2 separate regions of the Homo sapiens genome follow, and region 1 is linked to region 2. The links are chromatin contacts, found by Hi-C or POLR2A ChIA-PET in ENCODE. All regions are on one chromosome and are shown on one strand. The core of a region is the stretch at or near the end of the contact, and the rest is flanking DNA. Distances in the headings are between cores, read along the strand shown. Region 1 holds the start of PSMC3 (proteasome 26S subunit, ATPase 3). Region 2 holds the start of AGBL2 (AGBL carboxypeptidase 2).

Evidence for each region. A loop is a pair of places that touch in the nucleus more often than their neighbours do. ChIA-PET counts read pairs that join two places held with the same protein, here RNA polymerase II (POLR2A). Pooled maps may share reads with other maps.
Region 1: a map of B cell shows a loop between it and region 2 (8-fold over the local background). The contact joins the promoter of PSMC3 here to the promoter of AGBL2 in region 2. A Hi-C loop is called at or near these places in 1 of 168 maps with a recorded cell type or tissue (B cell), 4 of 37 single-sample maps with no recorded cell type and 10 of 50 pooled maps. POLR2A ChIA-PET finds 5 or more read pairs at or near these places in 7 of 52 experiments (A673, Caco-2, HepG2 and 4 more).

Annotation. Positions count from the first base shown.
Region 1 is chr11:47,425,148-47,430,811 of GRCh38, forward strand. It overlaps PSMC3 (proteasome 26S subunit, ATPase 3), which reads right to left and starts at 1,292. Exons shown (of 12, transcript NM_002804.5): 1 at 1,058-1,292; 2 at 720-803; 3 at 1-99. The coding sequence starts at 1,132. RefSeq lists silencers at 919-1,130, 1,401-1,530 and an enhancer at 1,101-1,300.
Region 2 is chr11:47,714,033-47,719,831 of GRCh38, forward strand. AGBL2 (AGBL carboxypeptidase 2) reads right to left here and starts at 1,337. Exons shown (of 19, transcript NM_024783.4): 1 at 1,143-1,337; 2 at 586-718; 3 at 252-315. The coding sequence starts at 618. FNBP4 (formin binding protein 4) reads right to left here. Exons shown (of 17, transcript NM_015308.5): 17 at 2,462-3,480. The coding sequence ends at 3,390. RefSeq lists an enhancer at 1,015-1,074.

The DNA of each region.
Region 1 (5,664 bases), core at 42-2,541, 290 kb before region 2:
CAGGGTCTTGTTCACTTTGATTTTCTCACTGTTCTCTTTTATCTTGTCCTTCATGGCTTGGAGCTCATGGGTGACTCTCAACACTTCACTCTTCATGATCTGAGATCAGGAGGGGAGGAGAAGCAAATATAAACCCTGGCACAGCTTATGCTAGAGCCCTGTAACTAGTGAGGTCCAGGGTGCCCAGGGGACCCTCCCGCATCCATTCATCCAGCTCTGAGGCTCTCTGAAGGCAGAGTCTGACTGTGTCCACATCCTGCAGAAGTCAAAAGAGGAGGCCAGTTTGGAAACCTCCTGGTGAAATAGTGGTAGTATTGGAATAAAAGCAGGCCTCCGAGAGAGGCAAACATAGGTTTTAGGTTCTGCCTCATAGTAAGAACTGGGTGCTTTATCGCAGTACAAACCTCTCTGGGCCTGTCTCCTCATCTGTAAAATAGGCATTTTACTAAAAGAAGGATTCTTGAGAGGATTATTCCCAGTTCTCACTGGGAAAGGCAATCTGATAACTTCTCATCTCAGCCCAGGCCTCCCACCACCCCCTACCTGTCTTCTTGTCCCTTTTAAGGCTTAGTTTTCTTTCCTCTCTTCCTGATATGAGGGGGAAGCCCGAGCCCCATGTCTCCCCCAGGGTGCCCGATTAGGAAGTACGAGAGGCGACTCGGATCGCCGGGGCCTGTCCTGTGGGGGCTCCATCGCCCGCACAGGAGCTGTGCGCCCACCTTGATCTCACTGTCCAGCAGCCGTGTGCGCTGGATGATCTCCTCCGTGGACATCTTGAGCACCTCCTCCCCAATTCCATCTTGCTGTAAAAAATTATTTGTTTATTTATATATTTACTTTTACTCAGGACAAGCATCCCTCGTTCTCCGAACCCACTCACAGCCTCAGTTTCCACGCCCATAAAACCAGGATGGAGTCAGGACCCCTGCCCACATCCCAAACAACCCCGTCCCCGGGATCGGGCCAGACCTTGACCCCCAGCCACCTCCTTCCCTCTTGTCAATGGCGTCTCCCTGCGGGCCCCGGTTCCCGGACCGCCAGCTCGCCCGGTGCCCACCTCGGCCTCATCCCACACGGTCGCCATCTTCTCCTGCCGAGTCACTGGACTCTCAATATTCGGCAGCAGATTCATTTCCTGGAGGAGCGGGCAGAAGATGGGACCAGGCGGGAGCCGCAACGGGAGATTAATACCGTCTTTCTTAAAGCCTTCTCTTGACCAGTGGAAAACCTCTCCCCACAAATCCCGACTCTTGACCCGACCAGCTCCGGCCGTGCTGCGGAGCAGCGAATCTGCCTCTCCGATTCCAAAGACCAACCCCTGGCCACAGGCCCCGCCCCCGCGGACCCCGAAACGTTCCCGCCCGCGTCCTATTTTTGCCGGGCGCGAGAGGTGGGGCCGCTATTGGCCGACACGCGCGTTGGGGGCGGGGCCTATGTGTAAAACCGGAAAGGGAGGGAGAAGGGTGGGATCCGCGAGGGCCTTTGGGAAATGTAGTCTTTAATCTGGCCCGTGACAGATGCTTGCGGAGGGGCGCGTTCAAACTCAGACCGTGACCCCGCTAGGAATAAGGGGATTTACACAATGACACTGCCTCCCAATTAATAAACGACATAGGCCAGCCGTGTGCAAAGGGCCAAAAAGGCATGCCACCTCAGTCCGCATTTTTACAATTATTTAAGTACAAGCTGGCCACCCGGAGTTACGGGAGGGAATCATTAACCAGCTTTAAAGAGAAATCGCTGCTGCTCCTAACGTCAGAGCAGGCTTCACGGAATTGTCCACGTGGGAAGAACTCAATTGACCATCAGCCTCTACGATTAAAAACATTATGACTCGGGCCGGGCGCGGTGGCTCACGCCTGTAATCCCAGCACTTTGGGAGGCCGAGGCGGGCGGATCACGAGGTCAGGAGATCGAGACCATCCTGGCTAACACGGTGAAACCCCGTCTCTACTAAATATACAAAAAATTAGCCGGGCGTGGTGGTGGGCGCCCGTAGTCCCAGCTACTCCGGGCTGAGCCAGGAGAATGGCATGAACCTCGGAGGCGGAGCTTGCAGTGAGCCGTGATCGCGCCACTGCACTCCAGCCTGGGCGACAGAGCGAGACTCCGTCTCAAAAAAAATTATGTCTCGTATCTGCAATTGTTTGTTTTCTCTGACCATGGTTAGTAATCTCAGTGAGCAGAGCGGGTCTCCGGATCATGGGAGACTCATTCGTTGTACCCTTGTCGGCTATTTTAAATGATCTCTCCTTATCCTTTGAGGTGAGCCCTGGAGCCCCTTTAAAGGGAACTTCATGTAAGCAACATAGCTTATATTTCAAGTCAAACCATCACAAACACTCTGTTAACCTGATGAAAATCTGTGCAATCGTTGCCTTTTTTTTGTTTGCTTGTTTGTTTTTTGTTTTTTGAGACGGAGTCTCGCTCTGTCGCCCAGGCTGGAATGCAGTGGCGCGGTCTCTCCCTACCGCAACCTCCGCCTCCCGGGTTCAATGGATTCTCCTGCCTCAGCCTCTCAAGTAGCTGGGATTACAGGCACCCACCACCACGCCCAACTAATTTTTGTATTTTTAGTAGAGACAAGGTTTCACCATGTTGACCAGGCTGGTCTCAAACTCCTGGGCGTAAGTGATCTTCCTGCCTCAGCCTCCTAAAGTGTTGGTACTATAGGCATGAACCACTACACCTAGCCTTTGCAGTAGTTTTTTTTGGAACACGGTTGAAAGCAGAATTTTTTTCTTTAAATAACAACATGTACAGCTGCTCACTCAGGCTGACAAAGCGTCTCCTCAAGTAACAGTGCTTTATTCCATTCTCTCAACAAGCCTGCCTTGTGGACAGACTGAATTACCATTCTCAAATTTAAATAAGCATAGGGAGGCTCAGAGAGGTTAAGTGCCTTGCTGGAGGTTATTCAGTGAGTCACTGGCAGCACTAGGACTGCTGACCCCAAATTCTCACTTTGAGTTGCCCGATAGGAGCCAAGAAGCCCAGAGGGGAAAGACTGTCCAATCTGTGCTGGTCCCACTATGCCTGGGTCAGTTGGGTCCCATTCTGGGGCCTACTTTTGGAGATCCTGACAAATACGAATATGTTTAGAAAGCCTCCAGCCTGGGCCTAGGAGGGATGCAGACATTCTCCCCTTAACCAACTTTTAGGTAGGCTCTTCTGAGCCATCTTTTTTTTTTTTTTTTTTTTTTTGAGACGGAGTTTCGCTCTGTCGCCCAGGCTGGAGTGCAGTGGCGGGATCTCGGCTCACTGCAAGCTCCGCCTCCCGGGTTCACGCCATTCTCCTGCCTCAGCCTCCCAAGTAGCTGGGACTACAGGCGCCCGCCACTACGCCCGGCTAATTTTTTGTATTTTTAGTAGAGACGGGGTTTCACCGTTTTAGCCGGGATGGCCTCGATCTCCTGACCTCGTGATCCGCCCGCCTCGGCCTCCCAAAGTGCTGGGACTACAGGCATGAGCCACCGCGCCCGGCCTGAGCCATCTTTTTTTGACTAGGCCTTGTGGGCTGTTCCTTCATCCCTGTCATCAACCTGTCTAACCCTGTTTTCACAAAAATCCTGCTAGTCAGTTTAACGGAATCCCCCCACCCCTGATACCTCATCCCTCTAGATATATGATCCAGGTCCTCATTTATCCTTCACCTTTGAAGTATAAGCCCTTGGCCTGCTTTTTTTTTTTTTTTTTTTTTTTTTGAGACGAAGTCTTGCTCTGTCGCCCAGGCTTGAGTTCAGTGGTGCGATCTTGGCTCACTGCAACCTCCGCCTCCTGTGTTCAAGCAATTCTCCTGTCTCAGCCTCCTGAGTAGCTGGGATTACAGACACCCACCACCAAGCCCAGCTAATTTTTGTATTTTAGTAGAGACGGGGTGTCACCATGTTGGCCAGGATGGTCTCGACCGCCTCATGATCCTCTCGCCTCCACCTCCCAAAGTGCTGGGATTAGAGGCGTGAGCCACTGCACCCGGCCCTGAACATCTCCTTCTTTAATCCTGGCTAGAATGACAGGGATTGATTATCTTGGGAGCCCAGGAGTAGGAATGTCTTGGGGAGATGGGAGAAAAAGGAGAATAGTTTATGAAGGTTCACTCTGCTCAAAAAGGTCAAGGAAGTACCAGGAGGTCAGTCCCAGCAAGGAGCTGGGAACCTGGAGCAGAGCATGTCTTCAGGGAGAAAGAGGTTGGCTGAATTAGGGACCTCTGGTCCATCTGGGCCTCTAGAGAGAAGAGGTCTAGGCCAGGCCTAGAACAGATGTTTCTGTCTTGGCATCAAGCTAGGGTGAGAGCCACCAGGCCAAAACCCTGGAGTCATTCTTTGTTTTTGTTTGTTTGTTTTGAGACAGAGTCTCAGTCTGTCACCCAGGCTGGAGTGCAGTGGTGATTCTCCCACCTCAGCCTCCTGAGTAGCTGGGACTACAGATGCACACCACCACACCCAGCTAATTTTTGTGTTTTTGGTTTTTTTTTTCTGAGACAGAGTTTCACTCTTGTTGTCCAGGCTGGAGTGCAGTGGCACGATCTGGGCTCACTGCAACCTCCACCTCCTGGGTTCAAGCAATTCTCCTGCCTCAGCCTCCCGAGTAGCTGGGATTACAGGCATGCACCACCATGCCTGGCTAATTTTGTATTTTTAGTAGAGGTGGGGTTTCTCCATGTTGGTCAGGCTGGTCTTGAACTCCTAACCTCAGGTGATCCACCCGTCTTGGCCTCCCAAAGTGCTGGGATTACTTTACCTTAAACAAATATCCAGAATTCAGAAATAGTAAGATCTGAATCAAAACAATCAAGCGGAGGGTGTGGAGCTTGGTGGGGCTTTTGGGGGTAAACAAGATTGTCCATGTGCTGAAATGCATAGTTAAGGCTGAGATGGAAATCATTGGTTTCTCTCCTTTTGTATCTATTTGAAAATTTCCAAAACGAAAGATATAACTCCTCCTAACCCCCTTGAATAGGACCATTTCTCACTCCCTCCATTGCCTATCACCCTGGTTCAAGCCACCATCATCTCAGACCTAGCTTATTATTATTATTTGGCATTGCTGTTGCATTTGAGATGGAGTCTTGCTCTGTTGCCCAGGCTGGAGTGTGGTGGTACTATCTTGGCTCACTGCAACCTCTGCCTCCGAGGTTCAAGCAATTCTCTTCCCTCAGCCTCCCAAGTAGCTGAGATTACAGGTGTACACCACCATGCCTGGCTAATTTTTATATTTTTAGTAGAGATGGGGTTTCACCATGTTGGCCAGGCTGGTCTCGAACTCCTGACCTCAAGCGGTCTGCCCGCCTCCATCTCCCAAAGTGCTGGGATTATAGGCATGAGCCACCGCTACCCCTAGATTATTATGGGGACCTTTCCACTGGTCTCCTGGATTCTACCCTAACCCTCCTGTGATGATTAATTTTGACTGGGCCATGGGATGCCCAGGTGTTTGGTTCAACATTATTCTGGGTCTTTTTGTCAGGCTGTTTTTAGACAAGATTGACATTTAAATCAGGAGACTGAGGAAAGCAGGTTGCCCTCTCTAATGTGGGCGGGCCTCATCCTGTCAGTTGCAGGCGTTGAACAGAAAGGCTGACTCCGAGGGAGTTCTTCCTGCCAGATTCCCTTCTGACAGGCATAAAGGTCTTTTCTGCCTTTGGAGTTGAACTGAAACATTATT
Region 2 (5,799 bases), core at 87-2,586:
ATAGCCAAACAGACCAATGGAATAGAGAGCCCAGAAACAGACCTTTGTATTAAGTGATGCTGTCTACTTGACAGAGGTGACCCGCAGATCAATGGGGAAAGGAAGTACTTTTCACTAATGGTAGAGGAAAAAGTATTTATTTGTCAATGCAAATTATTTATTAGTCTACCCAAGTGCAACCCTCCCAGCTAACGAAGCAATTTTCCTCTTGAGTCCAGGAAAGGTGATACTAGATAAGAACATGGTATTACCTTTAAAGTAGCCATAATATTGGAGGTGACGGTACATAAAGTCTTCATAAGGATCAGGAATAGTCTGTGAAAGGAAAGGCCACTTCAATCAAGATAATGTTTTCAAACCATAATAGACTCAACAAAAAGTACATGAGCGTTGTTGCATAGGACTAGACTAAACCAAGCGAGCTGCATTCCATGCGAATTATTCTATCGTGGGGATCAAGATCTCCAGCTGAGAAAAGATGCCACCAGAACATCCCTTCTCATCTAGTAGCAGATTTCTGTGGAGTTCCCGAAGAAATGGAGTTCCCCGAAGAAATTTCTGTGGCTTTCCGTGTTGTGTACCGACCTGCTTTAGGTGCGTTTCCAAAGCTGGGAACATGTTACTTCTGGATGGTAGGCTGAAAACTAGTCAGTGACATTAGCATCCAGTCGCAAACCCTGCCCAATTTCCAAATAGGCAGCTGATTACACAAGAGAAGCTACAAAGCCACAAGAGGACAAGTGAAAAAACTGCCAATACCTCCCCGGGCGCCCCCCAGCTCCCTCTTGACTTCAGAAAACCCTGCCAACCCAGCTTCTCCTCAGCTAAACAAGGTGGTCACGCCGAGGCCAGAGGTGCATCTGAGACAGGGAGGGCAGCGTATCTTCCCGCTTCTTCTTCCCAAGGTGCTGGCCCCATGCTTCCCTTTCCCTGAGAAAGGAGATGCTCGCCACAGGAAAGTGAAAGAAATGGGTATGGGAGCACGCGACGAAGTCGTCTCGGTAGGTGCCGATGGAAAAAGGTCAGGGGGTTGGGAAAGTGGGCCCTAAAGATTGAATTTAGGGTTCAGAGGAACCTGGTCTGGGGCAGGTGGTGAGGGGGTTTCCTAAGGGTAGGAGCGGGGAAGGAGAGCAGAAACTTCCCAGGAGGGCAGAGCGATGGATGCGACCGCCTTCGCGCCCCGGCCCGTCCCAAGCAGCACGGATGGCTGCGGCAGAGAAGCTCCAGCGAGGCAGGCGGCCACCGCACTTAAGTACAGAGGCCAAGCAGTGTGCGGGCAAGGGGACAAACTCGCTGCACCCGCCCGCCACCGCCTTCTGTGAGGGCCCGGGTAGTCTAGCAACCGAAAGCAGGAAGCGGAGAAAGGGCGGGGCGGTCGGGCGCTTCCGGGGAGCTAGGCCTCGCCCCCAAGGAGGGAGCGGGGACCCCGGGAAGGTCTGCAACATGTATGGCGGGCAGCGGCTTTCTTCCCCTCATACATCACAGCCCCAGCCTCGGAATCGAAACCGCATTGATGAGTACGATGCCAGTAGCCTTCAACATACTTCCAAGCTGGTTTGCTGTTGGCTTTAGATAACTGTTATGCATAATTTGCTCTAAGAGAGCTGCTGCTTCTCTCCTTTCACCTTAACATTCTCTCCACTGCACAGCTAGAAAGGAAAAATTACCTTCTACACTGCAAATCTTAAGAAACAGAGCTAACAAATTCAAATCACACATTTTGATTAGGTTTAAAAAAATCAATTATATGCATAGAAATTTACTCCAGGCCAGGCGCGGTGGCTCTCGCCTGTAATCCCAGAACTTTGGGAGGTCGAGAGTTGGAGACTAGCCTGACCAACATGGAAAAACCCCATCTCTACTAAAAATACAAAATTAGCTGGGTGTGGTGGCGCATGCCTGTAATCCCAGCTACTCGGGAGGCTGAGGCAGGAGAATCACTTGAACCTGGGAGGCGGAGGTTGCGGTGAGCCGAGATCGTGCCATTGCACTCCAGCCTGAGCAACAAGAGCGAAATTCTGTCTCCAGAAAAAAAAAAAACAAAAAACCAACAACAAAAAAATAAATATACTACAATAAAATTCAAACACGTGTCTTTGGTTAACTATATATGAATATAACCGTATCTGTTACTTTTATCAGTGGGGGGAAAAAAGCTATAAAGCACCTTTTTTTCTGAAATGTTAACCATATTACATCATTGCCAGGAATTAAGTAGGTAAAATATTATCTAATATGGCTATTAACCAATCTAGATATTATAGATAATATTAGACCCCAAAACTTTGATCACACAGCACCATCTGGGACTAGAAGCCTGTTTGTCTAAACTGGCCCCACCACTCCCCATTAAAGATCTCCTGCTCATTTTCTTGAAAGCTGTTGTTAAATGTTTGCACCTTGCATTGTATATGCTTAGAAAAAAAAACAAGTCCTGGTTACATAATCAGAATAACAGGAGTTGACGAGCAAAAGGATAACCCATCAGGATTATAAAAAAAGCTTTATTAGTGCATATATACAAATTTACAAGGTCAGAAACTGGAGAAATACAAAGAGCTTTAAAACACAATTTGCCGTTTCCTCAGTTTAAAGTGACTTTTACCTGATTGTGATACAACAGAAAGTACAGAACAGTAAACTGCTTTTTAAATACTGGAATTTTATGGAGAATACATTCACATAAAGAAAGGAGGTGAATTTTGTTTTGGAACAGGGTTAAGACAATGGAGACATTAATACATAGAGTGTCTTGTTGTATTTACTGCCACATACTTGAGGGGAAATTCTCAAAATCAAGGATATGAACACCTGCTGCTGCCTGTATGCCACCTAGTGTGCGAAACGACCGAGCTACCAGTTCTAGAACTTATGAGAACTACTCTAAAGAGTGTGGCCATCTATCAGCACGAGGTAAACCACTTAGACCTCAGCACTTCAGGGGTGGCCGACTAGAGAAAAGAGGCCAGAAAAAGCTTCAGACAATTCCAGTCAAGCAAGGTAGAATGCAGAGCTGCCTTCTGAATTGCACTTGTTCTGGAGGAGAAGTTAATTCTTCACTTTTGTCAGGGAGTCCTCTACAGAAGTGTTATACTCATGAGCCACATGTTCTTCAAGACTGATGAGGTTAATACACCTAACATGCTAAGTTTGCCAGTTTGAGAATAAAGGCAGCATGGTCAAAGCAATTCCAATCACCTCATCCCTTTGCAAAAACAGAAAAATTACATTTCACAAAAGTGAAAACTTTGTATGCATACACTCTTGCCCAGGAAATTTATAAGATCTCCCCCATAACATTTATAGTTTATTTGACAATAAAACTGGTTAAGACTTTGAACTGAACACAAAACAAACAATAATACAAAAAAGTTTTAAAAACTTAAAAACTATGTGTTTGGAGCCATTTTCCTTCTCTTCAGCCTTGCTCTCCAATCCTCAGGAAGGGCTTCAAAATTAGCATTTCTCTCTGCCATGCCACTGTGAAAACAACATACAGATTATTTTAGTGGAAAGAAAAATTAACAAAAGTATTCATTTCCCAGCAAATAAAAATCTAACTGAAATTAAAAACCTGATCTATCACGTCTATGTTTATGAAAATCTTTTGTTTCTCAGCCAAACATCAGTATATTCTTCATCAAACTTCTTCATTCTGATAGGTCAACCAAACACTACCCCAGTTTTACGTATATGTCTAAGTGCATATTTATTTATTTATTATTGACTGATTGAGACGGAATTTTGCTCTTGTTGCCCAGTCTGGAGTGCAATGGTGCGATCTCGGCTCACCGCAACCTCCGCCTCCCAGGTTCAAGCGATTCTCCTGCCTCAGCCTCCCCTCAGAGTAGCTGGGATTACAGGCATGTGCAACCATGCCTGGCTAATTTTTTTTTTTTTTAAGTAGCGACAGGGTTTCTCCATGTTGGTCAGGCTGGTCTCGAACTCCCAACCTCAGGTGATCTGACTGCCTTGGCCTCCCAAAGTGCTGGGATTACAGGTGTGAGCCACCGTGCCCGGCCTTATTTATTTTATATAAATATACCTCCAATAACCATTAAAGGCACACTGAAGAAATGAAACACGTTCTATTAGAGTTTTTCTTAGCCCACAGGAGTTATGATTCTTCAGGGCAGATATATCTAATCCTCAGTCTACCAACAGGGACCCTGGGATCTAATGTTTTTTTTTCTGTTTTTGAGATGGAGTCTTGCTCTGTTGCCCAGACTGGAGTGCAGTGGCACAATCTCGGCTCACTGCAACCTCTGCCTCCTAGGTCCAAGCGATTCTCCTGCCTCAGCCTCCCAAGTGGCTTGGACTACAGGCGCCTGCCACCATGTCCAGCTAATTTTTATATTTTTAGTAAAGACAGGTTTTCACTATGTTGGCCAGGCTGGTCTCGAACTCCTGACCTCGTGATCCACCCACCTCGGCTTCCCAAAGTGCTGGGATTACAGATGTGAGCCCCTGTGCCCGGCCGGATCTAATGTTTTTGAGTTTCTCTTTCAAGTAGTTTTATTTGTAAGGATTAAAATTCAAATTCTATCTTGCAATTAACAGAATGGATGCATTAGAACCTTTAATAAAAACTAAGCTAGAACCTATCAGAGATTAATTTGAAATCTGGCATCAGTAATAGACAGCTATATTCTAGGTTATACACTGACAATTGATGAACAGTGAGTTGCAGTCAAAGAATGCTGCCCATTTCAGAATGTATACCTTCAAAACAAGGAAAATATGAAATAAAAAATTGTACTTGCTGTGTCTAAAGTCTTTAAAATTTCTAGAATTTTTGAGAAAGCCATCTTCTTGCCTCAGCCTCCCAAGCATCTAGGACTACAGGTGTGAGCCACAGTGCCCACCCAACATGTTTTTTTTTTTTTTTTTTGAGATGGAGTCTTGCTCTGTCGTCCAGGCTGGAGTGCAATAGCACGGTCTTGGCTCACTGCAACCTCCGCCTCGCGGGTTCAAACAATTCTTCTGCCTCAGCGATTACAGGCATTCGCCACCAGGCCCAGCTAATTTTGTATTTTTAGTAGAGATGGGGTTTCACCATGTTGGCCAGGCTGGTCTCGAATTCCTGACCTCGTGATCCACCCGCCTTGGCCTCCCAAAGTGCTGGGATTACAGGCGTGAGCCACCGTGCCCAGCCCAACATGTGCTTTCATCATAAAAAATATTTCTGACCTGAGTGTGGTGGCTCACACTTGTATTCCCAACACTCTGGGAGGCTGAGGTGCAATTACTTGAAGCCAGTTCTCCCTATCCTTTTATTCTAGTCAAGCAAGGTAGTGAAGGATTTTCTTACCTAGAAGAGGTTCATTTAGTTCCTAGTGTGGTGTGCTCTCTCATTAACTTCTGTTCTAGAATAAGTGCAATTGAGAAGGCAGCTCTGTATTCTACCCTGCTTGACTGAAATATAGGGACAGGGGAAAAACTTTATTCTAATTCTGTAAATCATTTGTACAATAATGTGTGTGTGTATAAAAGGGTCTAATTCTATAAATTATTTGTAAAATAAGTTAATATGTTATGTGTGTATGTGTGTGTGTGTGTGTGTGTGTGTGTGTGTGTGTGTGTATAAAAGGGTCCACTGGATCTAGATAGTAAATGATGTACTGAGAGTTAAGACAGGCCTTTGCCTAAGACCAACAATCAACTGGACAAAGTATTACAACTCTGTTGTTTCTGATTTTGAAAAAAGGCTAGCCCATAATTTCTATAAGGAATTAAACATGTTTATAAATTAGAAACCTTTAGATAAATTTACAAGCTGTGATTTTAAGAATATGTCTA